Regions from separate parts of the Homo sapiens genome. Here regions 1, 2 and 3 are each linked to region 4. The links are chromatin contacts, found by Hi-C or POLR2A ChIA-PET in ENCODE. All regions are on one chromosome and are shown on one strand. The core of a region is the stretch at or near the end of the contact, and the rest is flanking DNA. Distances in the headings are between cores, read along the strand shown.

Evidence for each region. Hi-C counts contacts between places; a loop is a spot of excess contacts on that map. ChIA-PET counts read pairs that join two places held with the same protein, here RNA polymerase II (POLR2A). Pooled maps may share reads with other maps.
Region 1: a loop to region 4 is called in a map of GM12878, with 6 times the contacts of the local background. The contact joins two enhancer-like sites. A Hi-C loop is called at or near these places in 1 of 168 maps with a recorded cell type or tissue (GM12878), 32 of 37 single-sample maps with no recorded cell type and 8 of 50 pooled maps. POLR2A ChIA-PET finds 5 or more read pairs at or near these places in 1 of 52 experiments (GM12878).
Region 2: a pooled map shows a loop between it and region 4 (11-fold over the local background). The contact joins the promoter of PUDP here to the enhancer-like site in region 4. A Hi-C loop is called at or near these places in 15 of 37 single-sample maps with no recorded cell type and 5 of 50 pooled maps. POLR2A ChIA-PET finds 5 or more read pairs at or near these places in 1 of 52 experiments (activated T-cell).
Region 3: a map with no recorded cell type shows a loop between it and region 4 (7-fold over the local background). The contact joins the promoter of NLGN4X here to the enhancer-like site in region 4. A Hi-C loop is called at or near these places in 4 of 37 single-sample maps with no recorded cell type and 1 of 50 pooled maps.

Annotation. Positions count from the first base shown.
Region 1 is chrX:7,108,961-7,111,660 of GRCh38, reverse strand. All of the region lies in intron 1 of PUDP (pseudouridine 5'-phosphatase), which reads left to right. Among named protein-coding and RNA genes, the nearest start is that of STS, 37 kb to the left of the region's middle. RefSeq lists enhancers at 630-879, 890-939, 2,210-2,259, 2,410-2,479. Within about 2 kb of position 1,305, at least 6 of the 41 ENCODE cell types and tissues checked have a DNase peak (open chromatin) inside an H3K27ac peak, as active enhancers do; they include GM12878, where a contact is called at or near this core.
Region 2 is chrX:7,146,804-7,149,503 of GRCh38, reverse strand. PUDP (pseudouridine 5'-phosphatase) reads left to right here and starts at 1,351. Exons shown (of 4, transcript NM_012080.5): 1 at 1,351-1,451. The coding sequence starts at 1,391. STS (steroid sulfatase) reads right to left here and starts at 1,792. Exons shown (of 11, transcript NM_001320752.2): 1 at 1,421-1,792. It overlaps MIR4767 (microRNA 4767), which reads right to left and starts at 1,644; the gene lies at 1,567-1,644. RefSeq lists an enhancer at 872-921 and a silencer at 1,112-1,831.
Region 3 is chrX:6,227,617-6,230,316 of GRCh38, reverse strand. It overlaps NLGN4X (neuroligin 4 X-linked), which reads left to right and starts at 1,450. Exons shown (of 6, transcript NM_181332.3): 1 at 1,450-1,776. It overlaps LOC105373156 (a long non-coding RNA gene), which reads right to left. Exons shown (of 1, transcript NR_136577.1): 1 at 26-2,700.
Region 4 is chrX:6,737,737-6,740,436 of GRCh38, reverse strand. It overlaps a transcript of PUDP not described here. Among named protein-coding and RNA genes, the nearest start is that of VCX3A, 200 kb to the right of the region's middle. Within about 2 kb of position 1,261, at least 4 of the 41 ENCODE cell types and tissues checked have a DNase peak (open chromatin) inside an H3K27ac peak, as active enhancers do; they include GM12878, where a contact is called at or near this core.

The DNA.
Region 1 (2,700 bases), core at 56-2,555, 370 kb before region 4:
TATAGGTGCTTTACCCAAGGCTGCTAGCTTCCAGAGTTTCCGGCTAGAAAGCTGCAGAGTTGGGGTTTCCCGAAAGACCACCAGGCTTTAGAGGACCTGGCTTCACTGCCTGGGCTGCCTGCCACCTCCCACACCTAAAGCATCTCCCCCCGCCCCACCCCACCCCCAGCTTTAAGGCCACCCCCGCTCTGCAGGTCAGCGGCTATTAAATACATTTCTCCAATAAACATCGTATGTTAGACAGGCTAAGAAACTTGTCCCAGGGCGTGCAGCTGAGCTGGGAGTTTTCTGCAGGTCTCTTGGGTCCCCAAAGCCCTAGGTCTTGTATGAACATGAGGGTAGGAGCAAAATCAGGCCTTCCCATGTGTATTAATGTTACTCTGTTCTCACACTGCTATAAAGAACTTCCCTGAGACTGGGTATTCTGTAGAGGAAAGAGGTTTAATTGACCCACAGTTCCACATGGCTGGGGAGGCCTCGGGAAACTTACAGTCATGGCAGAAGGGGATGGCAAGGCAGCAGGAGAAAGGGGCAAAGGAGGCACTTGCAAACACTTATAAAACCTTCAGATCTCACTATCACGAGAACAGCATGGGGGAAACCACCCCAACGATCCAATCACCTCCCTCCCTCCACACTTGGGGATTACAGTTCGAGATTGTCAGGCCTCTGAGCCCAAGCTAAGCCATCATATCCCCTGTGACCTGCACGTATACATCCAGATGGCCTGAAGCAACTGAAAAACCACAAAGTGAAAATAGCCACTTCCTGCCTTAATGGATGACACTCCACCATTGTGATTTGTTCCTGCCCCACCCTAACTGATTGACCTTGTGACACTCCTTCTCCTGGACAATGAGTCTCAGAAGCTCCCCCACTGAGCACCTTGTGACCCCCACCCCTGCCCGCAAGAGAACAACCCCCTTTAACTGTAATTTTCCACTACCTACCCAAATCCTATAAAACTGCCGCACCCCTATCTCCCTTTGCTGACTCCTTTTTCGGACTCAGTCTGCCTGTACCCAGGTGATTAAAAAGCTTTATTGCTCACACAAAGCCTGTTTGGTGGTCTCTTCACAGGGCTGCATGTAACAGATGAGATTTAGGTGGGGACACAGCCAAACCGTATCACCATATGTGCTTCTTAATGACAGTTGGCTCAAGGTGTTTTCCCCGTAAATAACGCAACTCACAGTTATAAAATTGAAGATAGGTCCCCATTTGCATGGTAAGCAGGTACAGCTCCCTGAGAGAGCAGTTGGGGAGAAACCCTCGCTTTTTATATCTTTGTTGGGTAAAACATCAACCACTGTGCCTCAGGGGCGGACTTAGTGAGCATTTAAGATACATTTTCAGTTATAAAATGTTACTTGATTTGCAGCAATTACCCAGTCTCCGCCTTAGACAGAAACTTAGAGGCCATCGGCCTAGACTTCCTCCAGGCACAGGGCTTCCATAACAGTTGAATTAATTTAAGCCTTAATGCCTCCCATAAGCCCCCGGGAACTCAGGCTGCCTCTGAGGATGAAAACACCCGCCAGTCTTTGGGCCCCAGCCTGGGGCACCCTGTAGCTTCTTCAGAGCTTCCACCTCCCTGCCAGGCTCTCCCCCTCCCCATGCTGCCCTTGCAGCTACTACAGAAGCTGCTCTCAACATGCCACACAGATTCCAGCTGGGAGGAGGGGAGTGGTCACAGTCACAAGGGATATTTTCTAATTCTCCTAAGGAGGGTAGTAGTGTATGTGGCCCTAGCATGTTAAAAACAATATGACCTTTCCTGGTAAAAAGGACCCTGAAGCAATGTTAAAGCTGCAAGCTTGTTAGTAAGCAGGGAAGAATATCCATCTGATGGCCCTAGTGCAAGTGTTTTATGCTCCTTTATTTTATTTCAGCATTTTTCCTTTCACAACGCTGTCCCTTTAAGTGTGCCATCATCAACAGCTGTAGTTATCATTTGATCTGAGGAGTTTAATTACTTGTTTAGATCCTTTCTTATTCCACGGATTTAGGATTATTTTATCTAAATGGTGAGGAAAAGTGTCTGTCTGCACAGTCCCCTACAGATTTATAATCCCACAGTTCTGTGTCTTTTAAATTAAAAGCTCCATGACATTTTAAGCTTTAAATAAACACTGTTGGAAGCATTTTTAGAGGATACAGCTGTTTTCCTGCCTTTGTCCACACTCCTTTCTTCCTGTTCGCACACTCGCCTTAGTCAGAGTTCCACGGAGCACCTCCATCGTCCTGCCTGCCCTCTGTTCTGTTCCTTCACTCGGCTTTTCAAACCCGACAGTGGTGTCTCACTTGTTCGATGCCTGCAGTTTCCTTTTGTCAATCTTCCTCTCTCAACTACTAGAACAAACACTCAAGGAAGTAAAATGTGCCGCCTCACTGCCAATCCGTCCATCTCCTTGCCCTGAGAGCCTTGGCTCTTTCTCCCCCTCACAGAGAAGAAGAAAATAAAAGGAGCGCTCATGCCTGGGTAACCCTCCCTTAGAGGAGGCTTTTCACCACTCAGCTGTTGAGGAGGAGGGTGGGCCAGCCCTTCCTTCTGTTCTGCAGCTTCTGTAGGGAGACCGAGTGCAGGATGGAATCCAGGAAGCCTTGAGTTACTCAGGTTGTTACTTGAACTTCGACTTCTACAAACCAGCCCAGACTTTTCTAAGAGTCCTGTCTTTTGTACTCTCCTAAAGGGCTTTG
Region 2 (2,700 bases), core at 102-2,601, 410 kb before region 4:
CATTAAATGGGGGAAGCTCTCTTATAGTACCACCTCTAAGAACACATAATTTTATTGACTATATATTATGCACTGGTACTAAGGGCTTGGCCTGCCTCACCTCCTTTATCACCTCCATTTTACCCAGGAGGAAACAGACACAGGTGCACTTTGTCTATCATAGATAATAATTCTTGCTGAATCCAGGCATGCCCCTGTCCACTATGTCTGCACTAAACTAGAAATACACTCTCATGTTTACACCTTTTTTTTTTTGTCTTTTTCCCCTTTTGTGGAGAACAGGGTCTCGCTATATTGCCCAGGCAGTTCTTAAACTTCTGGGCTCAAACTATTCCCCCAACTCCCACTTCTGCCTCCCTAAGTACTGGGATTACAGGTGTGGGCCACTGCGCCCAGCACACCCTCACGTTTTTAAAGTCTTGAAATTCTCCTATTTCCGCTTCTCAAAAGGTCCAATCCTTTTCCTTAAACGTGAATATACCACATAAACGAACACGAAATAGAAACAGGGACAAAAAAGTATTTTTTTGACGATGGCAAACGGGAAAAAAAAAAAAGAAAGCTGTTTAGGTGGCATTTGAAAAGTTAAAAAAGAAAGAAAACTCAGAGCAGCCCAAAAGACAGATGATACCTAAGAAGGCACAACCAGCAAGACATGTTGACTGTTAGTATTATTTCAGCATCCTCCTTGAGCAGCTTGGCTTTGCTCTGGGACAATGCACCAGCCTGGGATGCTCAGAGATGCAGGCACGGAGGTTGTGCAGCCTCTCCGCACACTGCGCATGCGCGGCTGCCGGTTCAAGTCGCGGTCCAGGACCGCAAGGAGGCGGGCAAGCGAAACTGAGAAAAACCCACCCACGGTCCAGGGACTGGGGGCTCGGGCGAACCCACCCAGGGACCTCCTGACCAAGGCCATTTGTCTGCAACCTGATGGCTAGAAGTGATACCACCCTGAGCATCTTCAATCCCCTTTCCCCACTCTACAGCCCCTTGTACTGTCCCTCCTTCCTCATTCACACCCCTGATCCAAACTCAAGCACTGAATTTGTCCCCAGACGAGGGCCTCGGCTCTGCGCGGCCGCTGGCTGAGTAGCTTGGCCCGATTCCGGGTGTGAAGTGAGGAGGAATTGATGCGGGTAAACATACAGCGCCGGCCCGCGCCGCATCCCGGGTCTGCAGCTACAGCTGCGGCGAAAGCCCAAGGTGCGCGTGCGCGGAGCGCCACTAGGCAGCCCAGGACGCGCGGGCTCGGAGCCGGGCGAGGGGCCGCGGAAGGCGCGTGCGCAGAGCGACCCCGGGCGCGCGAGAAGGTCCTCAGTGCGCGTGCGCGGGGCGGGCGGGTGCGCGCGCACTTCCTCCTCGCCCCCACCCAGACCCAGAAGGCGCCACCATGGCGGCGCCCCCGCAGCCCGTCACCCACCTCATCTTTGACATGGACGGACTTCTTCTGGGTGGGTAGTGTGCAGCCGCCGCCTCCAGTAAGGGCGGTCTTGTGTGGGCGTGGGGACGGTCGGCGCGGGGTACGTCACGGCCTGGGGGCCGCGGCGGGGCGGTGTTCATGCAGGGACGCTCGGGCTCCCGCGCGCTCTGCCCCCGGCTGGCCCCGAAGTCGGGCGGCGGCCAGGAGCGCCCGCGGGCCCATGTCCGGGCTGGCGGGCGCGCGTGGCCGCGGCGTCTACGCGGCCCCAGCACCCGCTTCCGGTCGGCGGCCCGCGCGTGGGGCCGGAGCACGTGGGAGCAGTCCCTGGGGTCCACCGGGCGGGCGCGCGGCTCCGCGTCCTCTCCTCAGAGCGAGGCGCGGCGGGACCTCCGCGCTCTCTTTTCGGTTACGCATGCGTGCGACCTTGAGCGGTGCCCAGCCTCAGCTTCCCCGTCTGCAAAGTAGCCTGGAGGATACTTGCCTGCCTGCTCCAAGGTTGCTGCTGTGGGCGCACTTTGATGGTAGCATCCTGCATGGTAGCGGTTCTCTACCTGGCGGTTTTGCAGCCCTGAGGGCATCTGGCAATGGCGATGTCAGGAGACATTTTGGCTGTCACAGCTGGCGAGGAGTGATGGGGTCACTGGCATCTAGTGGAGTCCAGACCAGTGATACTGTTAAACTTCCCGCAGTGCACAGGAGTGCCCTATGCAACCATAAGGAATTATCCCGCGCCGTCAACAGTGTAGAGGCACAGAAGGTCCGTCAAGTGGCCTGGCTGCCTAGGGTGACCAGCACCGGGGACATCACCTGTGGGCTACTTGTAAATGTAGAAGCTGGGGCCCCACCCTACCCCTGCCCAATCAGAATCTGCATTTTAAGCGCGTGAACGTTTGAGAACAGCTGCTCTATCAATCCGAGGCATTAAGAAACCCTTGGCAGTGTACTAAGGTAGTCAGTCTTAGCACATGTGAACTTCACCAGCCAAGAGGAATTCAAGTAGAATTCAAAGAATAAAACCCTGTTTTTAACTCAAGACAGAACTATGCTGAGCTCTACCGAAAGCCTTGACACAGTTAACACTATGACACATAATCACCAGGAGGCTTCATATATCTATAAACATGTCTGCATACTCTTTGTAGACAGCTGACCTGCTTGGTTACGTATATCATTCCTTCATTTCAAAACCCTGCAAGTTAGGAGGAAGTATTTGCATGTCACTAATTAAAAAAAAAAAAAAAAAAAAAACCCTGCAGCTCAGAGAGGTAAAGCTACTTGCC
Region 3 (2,700 bases), core at 201-2,700, 510 kb after region 4:
CAATAATTGGAACACACACGTATGTATGGATGGATATATTTTTTTTTATTATTGGGTATAGATATCTATTAATAGATAAGTGTATATTTATGTACCTATCTTGTTGGTAAAAGGTGCTTTTATACATATTATTTCATTTAGTCTCCACAAGAAATCCACAGGAAAGGTAATTTTAATCTCAGTTTAACAGATTCACAGAACATAACTGACTTTACAACAAGGCAAAGTTTGTGAGGATAGAGTCTTAACATGAAACCAGGTCCCCAAATTGGTGTCTATCACCTTCCCCATTATTGGTCAGGCTGCCCAAATATCCTTCACATCACCATGGCAGGCTTCATGCTTTGGTTTACTGCCTAAAGCCGAAGCAATTAGGAGGATATCCTATGTGTTGCGGACACTATCTTTTTCCTTCCATAAATGAATTAATGGGCCATGAAATAATTTTAAGAAAAGCTAACTTTTCTGGCCAAGCAGAAGAATAAAAGTAATCACCATGTAATATTGTTGTGAAGACTACCTGGCCCCACACATTAACTCAGCTAATCATTACAGTATTACACGGTGATTATCTGTTCCATTTTACAGATACAGAAATGGAGGCAAACGATTAAAATACACACCTAAGGTCACATGCATCTTGAACCCAAGCAATCTCATTTTAAAATCCGTGTTCATTGTCACAACACTCTATTATGCCCTCTGATCTTTGCATTGCCAATTTAAATCCAACTTTCTCCAACTCAACTTTAAGTACAGGGGTCATACCCCCGTCCTCGCCCCCCGCAACTTGAAACTCCCTGGGAAAGATAACCTCCTGGACCCTGGAAATGAAGAGGCGTATTTAAAAACAAATGCCTCATCCTGGGCACAATTCCAACATTTTATCAAAATCATGAAAGTATAAGAATAGAAGTAAACAAAAAGCTTTCATCGATCCCCTCTCAACCATACCCTGAGCATAAAACAGGTCCTGTACTTTACAGAACTGTATTCCAAATTTTGCTGCTCTTAAAAATTTTTTTTATATCATTGCTTCCCAAATGAATTACAATAACGCAGACATAGAGACTGCTGGAGATCGTGACCTTAAACAGTTAAAGATGTTTGCATATACTGCAGCATGTTTGGTGTGGAGGGTATCTAGAGAGTCCTAAAAAAGCAAAGAGGAAGAAGGTTTGCTGTACGCGTCTGGTGCGGTGGCACCGTTTGCCATGCCCACCTGCTCTATCTCCCGAGTACCCGGGATCTCTCCGTTACAGCTGGTTTGCATTGGGATTAGCAGCTCTTTGCATGAGGTTGTAGCTGTGGATGTGGTTTCTGTAGTGATGGGGCCGACTCCGGAGATCTATTGGCTGCTGGCTTTGTAAATTTCATTCAGTTTGGTCCAATGGCAGAGGGAGAGCCCCGGAGACAGCAGGACCTCTCTCCTCAATCTCTCTTTTTCTTGCAGAACCGTCTCTCTCCCTTCTCTGTCTCTTAGCACAGAGCTCTTATTCAGCCACTAGCTTGGCCCTTCCTGCTTCAATTGTAATGCTTGTTCTGCCCGTCCACAGACTATTGGCGGCAGAAACAACGAATTTCCTCCAAACTAGGCGGTGTTGGTGGCTCTTGCATTCCTCTGGATGAGGAAATCTAGTTGGGGGGTTCCAGAAGGGGAAGGCTCCTGGGCTTTCAATACATCCTCCTGAATCATACCTCGTTTCGGGTTCCCTAGAAAAATCTGGACGTGTAAAAAGAACTCTTAACGGCCGATGCAGCTCTTCCAAAGCTAAGGTAGGTGCAGTTTTAAGACCTGTCTCTGGGACATTATTCTCATTTTAAAAAGCCGTTTAAACATTTTGACTTGCAGCAAAGGATGGAAAGCCTCACTGCAGATACTTGAGCTTCACTTCATCTGATCTTTATTTTTTCCTTTTATGATTATTAATATTATTTTTGGAAAATTTGGACAGGACTTTCTCCCATCTGTCTCGCTGCATTTCTTAGGTGTGGGTGGGAGTGTAGACCTTCATACGGTTTTTACATGCAACCTCTCCACAGAAATATTTGGTTTTATTTTCACTTAAAGAGAAAAATCCAGACCACCGTTGTTTGGAAGCGTTTTGCTGCAATCAGCTATTTGAACGGCTCTGGGGCCGTGTGTGATGTGTTTACAAAGTAGCGCTGCCTTCCACACAAATAAACAGAAGACTGTGGCGGGGAGAGGAGGAAAAAAATATATATGTATCTGCAGTACAGGGAGAAGAAGGAGAGAAGCGGCCAGGGCTGGAGATGGTGAAGGCAGGAAGACTTCTGCAAACTGTGAGGCATGGGAGGCTTTTCTTTTCTTTTTCTCTCCCCCCCCACCCCCCCCCCTTATTCTTTAAGAAAACTGTCAGCTACCACCGCCTGGGGTGCTTTTTTGAGGGGTTGGGGGGGTGCTGTTAACCAGAAAGAAAAAGGGAAAACCGGCTTGGTTGGGGTCGCATTTAAGCGATTTTTTTTCCCTCCTTCATCTCCGGGCCTCGGATAAGATGACGGCTTGGGTGATGCACGAAATAACGCACGTGATTGATTAGACCTGGCTTGGCTTGGCTAGGGAACGATCCAGGCGCGCTGGAGACCCCGCGTGAAGATGAAATGACGGTAGCTCCGGGCTGCTTCTGTAAACCGGGGAGCGGGCTCCATGCACCCCTTTCCCGTGTGTGTGGGTTTCGA
Region 4 (2,700 bases), core at 12-2,511:
ACTCTATAAAATAGGTATCCTTAATTGTTAAAAATATAATCTTTTGTCTCCCTAGTTAAAGGTCCAACCATGTGTACAAAGAAGTGTCTATTCCATGACAACAGATTTTTGATCAATTATTTTCCCAATGGGAGAATGCTAATTACCAAGTTATCCTTTGGGAAAATACCAAATACCAAATAAAATACCAGATAAATAAAATAAAATAACAAACACCAGTGCTGCATTTCACAAAAATTATTACTTGGAAAACCAATTCCATGGAATGCAGGGTGACCACCCACCCCACAATACGGAAAGTTGCCAGGATATAGGACTTTCACTCCTGAAATTGTGACAGTATTGGGCAAACCAGGATGAGTTGATCACCCTAAAGGAATAGGGAATAGTAAAAATTACCCTGCTAAAGGTGTCTATGATCAAACATGACAGAGACATTCTGCGATAAATAAAATTTGACCATTGTCTTTACTGTAACCATTCACAAAATCTTAGTAGGCTAATAAATAAATGAGAAGAGCATCAGTTGGGCACTGCCTATTCCCAGGTTCTAGAAACTAAAATACTACTCCAAAAATAGCCAGGTATTAAATTTTAGCTCAGGTTCCATCCCTCTTGGAACATGAAGACAAGCTCAAAGTTTTACAGTAAAACTCCCTTGAAGATCAACAGATGAAGGAGGAAATATTTGGAGAAGAGAGGGAATATTTGTGCCTCTATCTAAATCACATAGTGGAAATTATTTGTAAGTTCATTCATTTTTTCTTTATCCTACTGTTCTCTTTCTAGGGCTTCTCAGCCTTGACACTATTGACATCAGGGGCTGGACCATTATTGTGGAGGGCAGTCCTATACTTTGTAGGATGTTAAGTGGCATCTCTGGCCTCTGCCCAACAAATGCTAGCAGCACCCCCGACACACACACTCTGCCATTTCCAGTTGCGACAACCAAAAATGTCCTCAGACATGGCCAAATGTCCCTGGAGAGGAGCAATGTTACTCCGAATTGATAACCTATTTGAGCCAGTCTGAAAAATAAGGTCCCACAAACAGAGAAGCAAGCTCAGGAAGCGGTTACTCAGAAAAGCAAACCCCTTTCAGGAAATTGTCCTTGATGGCTTCTAGGTCACTGCAGCTTCCTAAGGGATGCCATGTGACTGTTGAGAGTGGAAGTGTTCCTATCATCCATGTGCACGATTTCAGCAAAAAGCAGGCCCTTCCGTGAACCATTTTCGAAACCTTGAAGAAACAGACATTGGTGTTCAACCGCAACACCTGGCGTGTGAATGTGGCTCTATCAGATGATTAACTTAGCTCTCACAAACACAATTCAGGAAGGAAAAGAACATGCAAATAGTTGTTCTCATCACTCTCAAAAACTGCTAATTGTCCCCCTCACTAGCTACTAGAGGCACTCAGGGCTGCAGGAAATGGTGACTCAACGCAGGTGTTTGTACTCTATCTCTCTCTTCCTCTATTTCTTTGCTGTCTTCCCATGCGACCTTCAATTTGTCAATTAAATTCAAAAGCACCGAAAAAAAGAGGAAAGGCATTTAAAAATGTCTGGCAATGATTAATGAACCCATCAATGCAGTAATCAAATTCCCTGGGTTTGAGGCAGGTTTTCTCATTCTCAACTTTGACATTTGAGGGTTTGGGGTAGGTTTTCTCAACTTTGACATTTGAGGGTGAAGTCATTCTCTGTGGTAGGGGCTGTGCTGTGCATTGTCGGGTACTGAGTAACATCCCTGGTCTCTACCCAACAGATGCTAACTGGGTTATTGCAACCCAAAATGTCTCCAGACATGGCCAAATGTCCCTAGGGAAAGAATAATCCCTGTAGAGTATCACTAGTTTATGGGATAAAGATGAAGAGAAAATGGACAGTTGCTCAAAACATTTAGGAAAAATCTAAGGGTAACTTTCAAAAATACATATGCCTGGATTCCACGCTTGGAGACTTAGAAGTCATTGGTGTGGGATTCAGCTGGGGTACAGGATTCTTTAAGCCTCCCCAGGTGGTTCTAAGGTGCAGACAGAGTTGGGAACTACTCATCTAGAAAAGAAGACAATAATGACCAGAGTTCCAATAAAGCTTCACAACACTTCTCAGAAATCGACACGCATGGCACCAACAGATTCCATTACATTGTTGCCCATCATCCATGATGGTTTTGTAAGCTGTAGAATTGTCCTCAGTTCTAGAAACTGTGTGTGTTTCTGAGTGTCTAAGAACTCTTGTACATGGACTAAATTAGATGATGTGGACTGGGGGACCAACCACACCCCCTGGGATATGAGAAACCAAGAGTTGCATCAAGCACTGCCTGCACCTGCATCTGCTAGCATTGTCCAAGGTTTTCTAGGGTGCCATGATGGCATCTTCATCTACTCCTTTTTTTTCATATCCAGTTCATTAAGTCCTGCCTGTTGAACTTTAAAAACATATCCAGAATATGACCTCTTCTCATTAATCTCATCATGACCTTCTAGAAACTGCTACCATTGGGTCTTTCAGGATAATAGTAATACTATTTGTATTTTTTGCTTCAGTGCTCGCATCGACAGCACAAAGCCCTCAAGGTTATTCTAAACCCAGTTGATGGAGTAATCCTTTTAAAATAGGAGACAAAGTTGTGCCAACCTCCCAACCTGGAAACAGGAAATGGGGTGGGTGGTGCTGCTGGCATTTTTGGGCAG